Linked DNA regions of Homo sapiens: regions 2 and 3 are each linked to region 1. A link is a loop called in an ENCODE intact Hi-C map of the cell type or tissue named here. Cell type or tissue: GM12878. All regions are shown on one strand.

The links. Hi-C counts contacts between places; a loop is a spot of excess contacts. Peaks named below come from ENCODE experiments on the same cell type or tissue, not always from the same donor. Only the 100,000 strongest peaks of a DNase experiment are listed, where the experiment ranks them.
Region 2: a loop joins it to region 1, with 2.5 times the contacts of the local background. A loop is called at or near these places in 1 of 110 quality-filtered maps.
Region 3: a loop joins it to region 1, with 2.0 times the contacts of the local background. A loop is called at or near these places in 1 of 110 quality-filtered maps.

The regions. Positions count from the first base shown.
Region 1 is chr4:171,638,066-171,642,065 of GRCh38, forward strand. LINC02174 (long intergenic non-protein coding RNA 2174) reads right to left here and starts at 698. Exons shown (of 5, transcript NR_147157.1): 1 at 595-698. In GM12878, no CTCF peak of the experiment used is centred here; a DNase peak (open chromatin) is centred at 1,636; H3K27ac peaks cover 2,652 bases.
Region 2 is chr4:171,515,466-171,519,465 of GRCh38, forward strand. All of the region lies in intron 2 of LOC105377535 (a long non-coding RNA gene), which reads left to right. Among named protein-coding and RNA genes, the nearest start is that of LINC02174, 120 kb to the right of the region's middle. RefSeq lists a silencer at 2,600-2,659. In GM12878, no CTCF peak of the experiment used is centred here; a DNase peak (open chromatin) is centred at 2,415.
Region 3 is chr4:171,470,765-171,474,764 of GRCh38, forward strand. No RefSeq gene overlaps it. Among named protein-coding and RNA genes, the nearest start is that of LINC02174, 170 kb to the right of the region's middle. In GM12878, no CTCF peak of the experiment used is centred here; no DNase peak of the experiment used is centred here.

The DNA.
Region 1 (4,000 bases):
TTTCTATATCCAAATTTGAATTAAAAGTGTACAGAGTCAAATGTACTTAGTGTTAAATGGTAGAAAGATAACAAGTATGAAAAAGTATAAATCATAAAAGTAGCAATTATTATAGAATCCAGCACTCTAGTATGTGACATTTAAGCATCTCTCTCAAGACTTCATCATGAACAATTTATAGCCTTAACTACAAATGAAATGTCATAAATAATTGGTCATGTACCTTTGACATTTCATCTCAGATTTGGTGAATCAATTTGTAATCTGGAACATTTGAAGCCAATATCTGGGGTCTGAAATCTCAAGGGTAGTTATTTTTAATTATTTTATGGAATGTATATATTTTGCTCATTTCTTTAAACATAATAAAACAAATCCTTGACTAAAGAAAAAGAACAAAAGTTGTAATAAAGAAAGCTGCCAAACATCCTAAAGGAACTATTAACAATATTAATAATTATAGAGGTCATTTAATTTTTTCTATTAAGTGAATTAAACTTAATATGTCATTTTGTACTTCCGAGGCTTAGGGGGAAAAGCTTTGCATATTCCTGAAGAATTTTCATTACCTATAGAATATTAATTTCCACTTACGGTTCAGTTCCAAGTTACAGTGAGATAGTGCTGTCTCTTCCAAACTTTGGTATCCATTAACTCTCTTTTGTGACTGTCCTTAAATAGGCCAAGTAAACTTAGCTGAAGAAGGAAGCAAAGATATTAACAACGCACCAAAGCATCTTGCTGAGTCAAAGTCCAAGGGGATAAGAAGTCTCAAGTTAGGACTCTGGAAAAATTGGAATCAAGGAACGGATCACTATCAGAATTCCCTTTCCAACTTCCTGCTTTCTATCTCTCCGTTTAACTCACTGTACTTTCATGTAGCCAATCATATTTATTTATTTCCAATACTTGAATCAGAATATGATAGTCAAGAGTGTACATGTTTACATTTCATTACTTAAAAATAGATAACAAGTTGAGTTGAAATTTTAGTAGGATCCAAACTAAGGAACCTTCCTAATCAGACTGAGAAGGATTCTGATTGGCTCAGCTGAAGAATGCTGGCACTTCAACCAATTCATAAGGAAGGAGGCAGCTGTGGGGACATATTTCCCAAAACAATAGTGGAGGTGATTCTCTGAAAATGAGATGGAGGACAAATGAAGCTAGGAACAAAAAATAAGAAAGAGTGGGCAATATATTTTCTTTTCTTTTTCATTCCTTTCCTATTCTAGGAATATACTGTCCTATGATTTAAGATTGTCAATTTTACAAATCCAAGGAGGAACCATTATTAGAGAGGATATATGAAAAGAAAACAAACTAAAACCTCTTTGATATGCCTAAATAATTTTCTGGTAAATTGAGCTGCTTTTCTCTCAAGTTTAAGAAACAGCGTTTAGAGTTACAGAGGGTGGCTGGAAATCAATAGCTCAGAGACCTTGATAAATGAAATCAGGAAAATGAAAACCTCAAAAGGGTCAAAAGTGAACATTCTTGACCTTAAGTGGAAAATACGTCTGTATTTTCTAACCACATCAAATCTGTTCACCTACATATTACTATTTTACCACGTCGTTTATGACCACAAAGCATGCATCCTGGATCTTGCTCCATAATTCATCACTGTCTTGCTAGCTCTTTGATACTTCCTGGTAAGTTTAAATATATATTCAGTCTAGTTTTTCAGTTTTACTCAATGAGAGAGAGTAAGAGGGAGTTTGCAAGAGAACAAGAAAGTGAAAGAGAGAGAGAGAGAGACTGTGTGTGTGCACGCAAAACCACCTTTGCAAAATTATGACAGTAAGAGAAATCTGACATGTTTGGCTCCATCTTATTTCTGACCTCCAAGCTGTTCTCGGTCATTCCTGGGTTTGGCCATGCTAGCTTTGGGAGGAATTTAGTTCATAGTTTAACTTGAAAGCAAGGATGATAATAGTCCCTCCCTAAAATGAACTCCCTCTTTGCTCAGGAAACAAAAACTGCCCTTGTAAGATTAATGAAAGGCCATAAGAATAGGATTATGCGACAGGCCTGAATTCTGCTAAAATGTAGCAATAGTTTCTATAATCCTCTGCTTCTCAGGAGTTATCTAGCTAGAGGTCACAAGACTTGTGACTTTCTCAATTGTTCCTACTGATAACATCACTATTGTAGAATCTAAGATTTCTTTTTTGTTGTTGTTTTTTGAGATATTTTTCAGACTGACCCTGCCTGAACCCATGACTCATGACCCAACTGGTCCTGTGGTCCTACCCAGAAGTGGATTCAGTGCAGAGGGCCACTTCCCACAACCCTATGATTTCATCCCCAACCAATCAACAACACCCATTCCTAGCCCCCTACCCACCAAATTGTTCATAAAATCCCTAAGCTCTGAGCCTGTGCAGAGGCAGATTTCAGTAATAACTCCTTCTCCCACATGGCCAGCTTCCTGTCAGTCAAACTCTTTCTCTACTGCAATGCCATGGTGTCAGTTAATTGATTTTGCCTGTGCAGCAAACAACCTATCAGGTGACTACAAGAGCAGAATCGCCTACTCTACCATCATCAAATGCTACTTGTCAATTGGTTTTAGTGCTCACGGTGATTCATACCATAATTCACCTAGTAATTATAAAATGATTCATATAACATTTAGTATTTGAAACTTTAAAGAACCTAGTAAGACACCAACTATATGTTTCTATCAATGTGGCTGAAAGAAAAGAGCAAGCTGTATTGTGGGAGAAGTGTGCCCCTTCACTGTTCACACAGCTTGGGGACACTGTTTTTAAAATATCTAGAGTTGGTATGGCTGAAATACCGTTTATAGTCTCTCTTCCTATCTTTCACACATGCTACCTCTATCCTTTTACACCACTTTCTTCCTTTCTCTTTTTCACTTCCTTGCTTATTTTTGAAGAAATCATTAGGTCAATCTCCAGTTTCACCTAAATGACAGTATCAGTCATCTTGAGCAGGCCAGAAAATAATATTGTCATCTTCCATGTGTCCTACCAAATGTAATGCCTTTAGCATCTGCTTTGAGGTTTGACAGAAAAATAAAATAAAAATAAAGTAAAATAAAAACACACACACAGAAGATTCCCTCTTCCAAACTCTCTGAACTACAATGAAAGCTTGTCTCAGTCCAAATTCTGCCATACTCATAAACATATAAGAGGCACAAAATATGGGGCCCAGGTTCTGGAGCCAGCTGGTTTGTGTGCAAAACCTGACTCAGTCAATTATTATATGTGTGACCTTTGGAAATTCACTAAGGTTCCCTGGGTCTTAGTTTCTTCAACTATGATTATCATGCCTACCTTGAGTTATGGTGAAGGCAAATGAGTTGATATATGTAAAGCCTTTAGCACAATGCCTGGAAGACAGTGAGCACTCAATAAATGCTGATCATTTCTATAAGAGGTACTATAGGTTGAAGGCTAAGGACCCAGGCTCTGGAGTCAGCTGTCAGGCCCCGAAGCCTAGTCTGCCTCTCAAGTAGCTGCATAGCCTTAGGCAAATTATTTAGTAGGTCAAACTGTTTTCAGATCCCAAATTATTGTTTTTTGTAATCCTTAGGGGTCAACAAGAACTGCAAGAGACTTTTCCACTATGTACATAAAGACAGAACTGGCCCACCAAGGAGAACAAATATTCCTGTTCCCCTTCCTGTTATCTCATTATCCTTTACAGGAACCACAGATGAACAGACCGTTTTTCAAGATAGTGAGTGTCTCCAATTATTTAAAATCCAAAGAACATTATTTACAATCAATTTAGGTTCTAGATCCTATCTTTCTCCCTAGTAATCATTTATTGCCCCTCAATGGAATTCTTCGTAGTCCTTCTCCCACAACTTGTTTTACAACGATCCAAGTGCCCATTCTTTCTGTAACCTCAAGATGATACATAAGCTCCTGTACCTCATTGGGAAGTTGCGTCTTCATTCTGATGGCTCCTGTGTAAACATGTTAATTTGTATGCCTTTTCTTCGGTTTTTTAAAAAAGTTCA
Region 2 (4,000 bases), 120 kb before region 1:
TTTCAAATTCCAGGATACTTTTTTGCTCAGTCCTGTCAAGTCCACAGCTTTTGTTTAATCATATAAAATATAGAATATCTTCTCCTGTTCCAAAAATTATTTAGGTCCTACTTTGAGCAGTGAACTCTAATTGTTTAAGTATTTTAAATATATTGCGGATATGCTGTGAAGTCCAGGCTGAAGCTGTGTTTTACTCTGAAAGGAAGTACTAGATTCACTCTCTCTACAAGCTTTTTTTATTAATAAAATATTTACCAATTTTAGATTCATGTTTTCTTAGACAAAATACAGAAACAGTAGTGTACATATCTCTAATAAAAATTGTAAATGTAAGTTATAAAATCCTATTACTTTTTAATATTATCTTCCTGAAAAGAGTATGATTTATTTCCCCATAAACCATCCATATTTATTGTCTTTGTATTGTGTCCAGTCTTGCAGACCAGAATAGAGTGAGGGAAATGCATTCATTAAACTCATCCTGAGTTCATAGAAATAAGAGTTGTCAGTAATTTCACCCATTGACTTAGACGTGAGTTAAGTTTCTTTCACAGAATGAATATATATGAAGTCATATGTCATTTAATGATAGGGTAGGGATATGATCTGAAAAATGCTTTCTTAGGTGATTTTATTGTATGAACATCATAGAGTATACCTACATAAACCTAGATGGCATAGCCTGCCATACACCGAGGCTCTATGTTATAGCCTATTGCTCCTAGACTACAGACCTGTACAGCATGTTACTGCACTGAATACTGTAGACAATTGTAACACTATGGTATTTGTGTATCTAAATATATAAACATTAAAATGGTACAAGCCAGATGTGGTGACTCTAGTTTGTATTCCCAGTGTTTGGAAAGCCAAAGTGGGAGGATCTCTTGAGGCAAGGAGTGTGAGACAAGTCTTGGCAACATTGTGAGACTCCTTCATCTCTACAAAAAAAAAAAAAAAAAAAAGAGAGAGAAGAAAGAAAAAACTAATTGGTAGAGTGTGGTGGTGTGTGCCTGTAGTCTCAGCTTTTGGGTAGGCTGAGGCAGGAAAATCTCTTTAGCCAAGAAGTTTCAAGCTGCAGTTAGCTGTGATCACGCCACTGCATTCTAGCCTGGGTGACAGAGTGAGACCACATTTCTTAAAATAAATAAATAAATAAAAAGGTATAGTAAAAAATAATACATTTTTAATATACCAGTGGTCCTGGTGGCATGGAACCAGTATTACATATGAGGTCCATCATAGACTGAAATTTTATTATGTAGCACATGACTATATATATTCTTCCCTAATTCTACCTTCTATGCCTTATGATTCACAAGGAAAAAAAAGAGCAATAAGTTAGCATTGTTCTCAAAATACTGGTTTCTCTTTCAATATGTTTCAACAAATTAGCTATAATCCGCTGTAAGTCAAGCACGGCAAGTCGTTAATTCTTGTTAATTTTCCCTCAGATTAAGGTAAAATACAAATTTCCCAACTTCAGGAATTTGGCCCAACCACAAGATAATAACAAAAACATTAAAAATGCATATTTTATGTTGCTAAGAAAAAATACCTATGTCACAAACTTTGTATACAAGAAATCTTCCCAGAGGAGAGTTTTGTGAGGATTTTCTTACCTATAATTTTCTTTCTATTTCAAATAATCTGTGTTTGTTATTTTGTGTCATGCATAGTGAGCATATGAACCAGAAAACTCATATTTTTTGTTTGTTTTTTGAAAGTAAGTCTTTATTAGCCTGCTGTGGGAAACACACTACATTCTACATTCTTTTTTTTTTTTTTTTTTTTTTTTTTGGAACAAGGTCTCATACTGTTGCCCAGGCTGGAGTGCAGTGGTATGATCTAGGCTCACTGCAACCTCAGCTTCCTAGGCTTAAGCAAGCATCCAGCCTCAGCCTCCCAAGTAGCTGGGACTACAGGCGTGCAGCACCACACATGGCTAATATTTTATTTTTTTTGTAGAGAGGGGGTTTTGTCATGTTGCCCAGACTGGTCTTGAACTCCTGAGCTCAAAGCAATCCACCCGCCTCGGCCTCCAAAAATGCTGGGGTTACAGGTGTGAGCCACCATGCCTGGCCTTCTATGTTTCTTTATCTCTCTACTTACCTTCAATATTTCTTTGCTTGTTGAGTGTAATGGGCATGTAGTTCTTTTAGAGATTAACCGCTGGAGTGGATAAGTGTTCTTTGCAAACCAATGAATTCTGGGCAAGTTTCTTTTTACTCAGCTGTTTACATGAGTTTGATGGCTAATTTTTGGTGTCAAGCTGACTGAATTAAGGACTACCTAGATAGCTGATAAAGCACGATTCTTGAGTGTCTCTCTGAGGGTGAGGGTGTTTCCAGAGGAGACTGGTGTGTGAGTTAAAGGACTGAATGGGGGAGATCAGCCCTTAATGTGAGCGGGCTCCATCCACTTGCCTGGGGACCAGATGGAACAGAAAGGCAGAGGAAGGACAAATTTCTGTTCTGTGTCCAGAAGCCAGGACACTCTCCTTCCTCTGCCCTTGGACACCAGTACTGAAGGTCTCTGACCATTGAACTCTGGATTTGCACCAGTGGTCCTCTGGGTTCTCAAGCCTTTAGGCTGTGACCGAGAGTTACACCACAGCTTTCAGACCTGGACTGAGCCACATTACTCACTTTCTTAGGACTCCAGTTTGCAGATGGCCTATTGTGAGACTTCTCAGTCTCTATAATTGTGTAAGCTAACTCACCTAATAAGGCCCCTCTTATCTATTATCTATCTATCTATCTATCTATCTATCTATCTATCATCTATCTATCTATCTATCTATCTATTATATCCTATTGGTTCTGTCTTTCTGGAGAACTCAGGGTAAAACAATTAGTCAAATACTTCTCTTCAAGACAAAGTGGTACATTTACTATGAATCTATAATGTAGGTCTAGGATGGTAATTTTTAAATGACTGTGTGCAAATCCCTCAAGGGGTATTATGAAAGAAATATTCTCTTTATTTTCCATTTATTCTCCTTCCCTCTGAGGATCCACATTGACTTAAACGTATTTGCAATAGCGGGAATAAAGAAGTGTGCCTGTGGTAATTCTGGGTGGGGAACACTTCCTGTCAGGCTTCCCTGTGATAACTTTTGCATTTCTGGTGAACCTCATGCTAGGTTACTGCTCATCTGTGTAAATGTTTCCCAGTTTGCCTGAAAAGTTACGTAAGTTGCCTTTTCAACCATGAAGTAAGATTACTTCAAGATGGTTAAAATAGTTACAGAAGTTTAGATTTACCTTATAACAGTAATTCTTTTTTTACTATATAGAATTAAATATATATATATGTATATACATATATTTGCAAAAGCTGATTTACTTTAGTGTGCCATTTATAATAGAACATAGTAATTTTCAGTGGTTTTAGCTTTTCAGTTTTGATTATATAAGAGAGGAAAACTAGACTATGACCTTCATCTTTAGTGTTAACTACAGATTCCCTAACCACTCTTACAAAGGGAGTTCAGTCAAATTGCCTAGTTTACAAATAAATCCATGAAGGCGTTTTTAAACTGCGTTAAACACTTTGAATAAAAGTATGATTATGGAGGGTTATTTACAGAAAAACTCCGTGAAACTGTGTTTTCACAGTTTCCTCACACCACAACAAGGAGGAAGTTTCCTCCTTCCTCACACCACAACAATCGTCAACACAGAAGATTTTTATGAGCAAATGTATTGGGGTTTCCCCCCACCACCAAGCAGTGGACACCAACTGGGTGTCTTCCAGTTCAACTCTGACACTATCTACCTGGAAATACTGTCAGATCCCACAGGATGAGGGCTCAGTCCCCAAGACTACCTCCCCACAGACATCATCACAAGTCTGGGCCTCTGAAACTTCTGACTGACTGGCTTCAAGTTGGGGTTCCTACAATACCCTCTTTGGGTTTGATTAATTTGATGGAGCAGCTCACATTACTAAGGGAAACACTTATGTTTACTGGTTTATTATAAAGGATATTACAGAA
Region 3 (4,000 bases), 170 kb before region 1:
ATACAGTGGAAGCCTTTGTATGATATGTTTGTTATTGATTCATAAATATTTGTACATTATTTATGGGGTACATGTAATATTTCATTACATGCATAGAATGTGTAAGATAAGTCAAGGTATTTAGGATATCCATCATCTCTAGTATTTATCATTTCTATCTGTTGGGAACATTTCAAATCCTCTCTTCTAGCTATTTTCAAATATACAATGCATTGTTGTTGTTGTTGACTATAGTCACTCTACTGTTAAACATTAGAACTTATTCCTTCTATCTAACTGTGTGTTTCTACTCATTAGCCAACCTCTCTTCATCCCTCCCAACTCCAATCCACATACCCTTTCCAGTCTCTGGCATCTATCTGACATCTATCATTCTACTCTCTAATTCCATGAGATCATTTTTTTTTAGTTCTCATATATAACTGAGAAATCAGTGTATCAAAAGTATGCACTGGAAGAACTTCTACAACGACACAGAGGTCACATATTTTAATATCTAAAAATAAAATAATATCAAAGGCAAGTGACCAATGAGTTTAAGAAAATAAAACACATCTCAGGATTAGTTTCCTTAATTTTTAAAAAGTTCCTGAAAATCAATATTTCTAAAGTTTAGTAAAAAGAGGGCAGTTTCAATTGAGAAAAAGAAATGCAAATTACTCTTGATTACATATTTTAAATGCTTAATTGCACTGCTGGTAAGAGAAAAGCAACTCAAAACTACTTGGAGATACCAGCCTTTACACCACCTTGATAAACACCAAAAAGGTTTGATAACAATATTTTAATGAGTGGATAAGAAAAAAAATTCCCTGTTGAGGGAAATTTCATAATATCTATACAAATTAACATATATAATGTTTGATTCAGCAGTGACACTTTAGTAATTTATCTAATGGGCGTGCGTGTTTGGCCATATGTGAGTAATATGTACATGAGTTTTTTAATTTAAAAAAATTATTTTTAATAGCAACATCCAAGAGAAAGAAAGCAGGACAGGAACAGAAAGAGAGAAAAGACCAGATGTTTACTTAATTAATATGCTACAATACAGCTAGTAAAAAGAATGAGACAACTTTATAGACACTGGTATAGAAGAATGGTATATTATTGAATTAAAACAAACTATAAAGAAGATACCGTCATTCATGCGTGATCTAAAAGTGGATGTGTACATATATGTGTGTACATATATACATGTCTCAGAAAGAATAAGTTATATATAATTATTAATTGTATATTATAATTATCATATAATTATATGTACACATATACACAAATGGGTAATACATTTCTGAGGGACTAGCATGGGATGGCGATATATTATCTTTCCACTCTTTGTATTAAATTATTGCATTTACATATTCAAAAATGAATGCAAACTTATATTAGTTTGGTGCAAAACTAATGGCAGACCCCAGTTACTTTTGTACCACCCTAATAGAACATAATATTGCTTCTGTTTTGGGGATGTCTTTCATATTGGAAGACGAGACTCAAATGCTATTTAGAAATCAAGCAAAAAAACCCGTGGTCAAAGAAATTGAGAGAAATAACAAGGAACGCTAGCTGCAGATTGTGTAAAGAATTTCAGGGACTGTAGAAGGTGCAGGGTATGATATAGGAGCCATTTATATGGGGTAGCTTTGGGGTTTAGGTGTGGTTGCATTTATTTAAATCCATGCTGAATGGTATTTGGTGTAGACATTTGAATTCCATTTAACACATTCCATTGTGTTTGTTAGGTTTTTTCACTATTTTATTTTTCCTTGGAAGATATTAATCTCGGTGAATCAGAAAAAGGACTGCATTTCACTACATTTAGAGACATACAGTTTACTGAAGTACTATACAAGTGAGACAAAGTTTGCTTTGGCATTTTATTAATAGAGAATAACAGTAGAGAGGTCAGAAATTCAATTAGGGTGGGGGTAGGTTACAGAAAATAGATATTGATAGAAATAATGTAGATATAAATAAAGATGTAAATGCATAGATGTAGATAAAGATTTAGATTGAGATACAGATATAGATACAGGCAGACATATTTAGACAATTATTACCAGTAGATAGGAAAGTAAGTAGAGTGGGAAGTTACAGTTTGAGGCTTTAAAGAAGAAACCAAAATATTTGAAAAGTAAAAATAGATGAAATTCAGGACACAGTTTAAATTTAGAGAAAACATTTAAGTGCTTAAGCTTCGGAGAAAAGATGGAAAGGAGAGAGGATGAAATTGATTAAAGAAATATTTAAAGTTCTAGAAAGGAATCTCTAGAAGCTGTCTTCATGGCAATTAATGACTAAACAATTATATGTGGTTTTTAAAATCAGCCTTGGGAAATTCCTTTAGATACAAGGCAGCTTTTCTGTAAACATTAAAATCTTTTGAGTGTAAACTCCCAAACAAGTTTTTCCATGTTTGCCTAAAAGTGGATATAAAGGATTGGCCTTCCTAGAATGAGGGTAGATTTTCCTGAAATCATGGTAATAAAGGCAGCTTTATAGAGTATAGTATAAAGTATAGAGTATATACTTTATATTTCTATAGGCAGGATAAAGCTACCTGGGTGCTGAATTTACCCTTGAAACTACCCGTGAGAAGTGAAACTTTTTAAGCCTCACTATTTTTTCAGTAACACGAGATGTTTGCTAGATTATCTCTATGTCCACCTCCTAAAAACTGTATCAAATGATAAGATGAACTTTACAAATTTCTTCCAGCACCAGGGTCTGTAACTTTATGATATTTCTGTGCACTAGCATGGGACAAAATAAATTATTGTTTATGTCTACTTCCTACCATCTGGGGATCTTATTTCTGAAGCAGTCATAAAAGAATGTTTGCTTATAAATTATTCCCAGGGATTTTTTTGCACTCTTAGTTTCGGAACTGCCTCTGCATAATATGAAATGCATTGTTTCACTGCCAAAGCTGAGGTTGACAGCCTAGGGCTTGCAGGAGAATATTTTTGCAGATAATAACTCCTTCTTGCATGTAATAGAATTCATGATTCCATACATCTTCTCCCAATTTTACATACAGCCATATACACATAGAATGTAGCTATTTAAGAGTTAATGACAAATAAATCAATAATCATTCTCCGCACTGCAGAATAAGATGATCAGTCTAGTTTCATGAGTGACTTCAGATCTGGGAGGCAGAAGACAATTGAAAAATAGGGTGGTCTGAGATACAGATTTCATTCGGAATTCGAGTAGCTAAATATAACCACATATAACACACACGTGCAAATCACACACAAAAATACACTGCTTCAGGGTGACAAAAATAAATTAGTATTGAATATGAAATGATTAGGCTATTATTAGAATATAAAATATTTTAATGAAATTTACATATAAGCTCTTCGGCTGTAAAAATGAGTGCATTGTGTAAAATGATTTTTAAGACCTTACTTTTTTAGAAATATCTACATATCATCTATAGAGTAGTAATAGGGTTTTTGCTTTTTCTACACATGAACTAAAGAACATGAACAAGGATAATTTACTCTTTTGACTACTATGAATCACCTTTAAATAAAATATTAAATTAATTAAATATTGGTCACTTTTTTGTTTTATTGCTAAATTTTAAAGGGTTTATTTTGTTTTGCCTACCTTTGCACTTTTTTTTAAATCAGAGGCTCATTTTCTGATATTGTTCTTAATACAGTAAAATCACTGGTCTGTCAATACTTCTCTTTGTTTATTCTTTTTTCTCTTCATATAACTTTCATGACTTTCTCCAGAAAGCTATGTTTTCAATAAATACCACTTGACTTGTATGTTATTGTTAAATGTATGTTTGGTTTTGGAATGCTCATTTTGTAATAAATTTTGTTGATGTTTAATATGCATTGAAAGGCACAAATTATAAGAGTTTACCTAAGTTTTTCTCATGTTAACATAGGTGATTAATCTACACAAGATAAAGACATGGAATATTACTAGGCCTGCACAGATGCCCCATCTCCCTTTCCAGTTACTTCCTTCA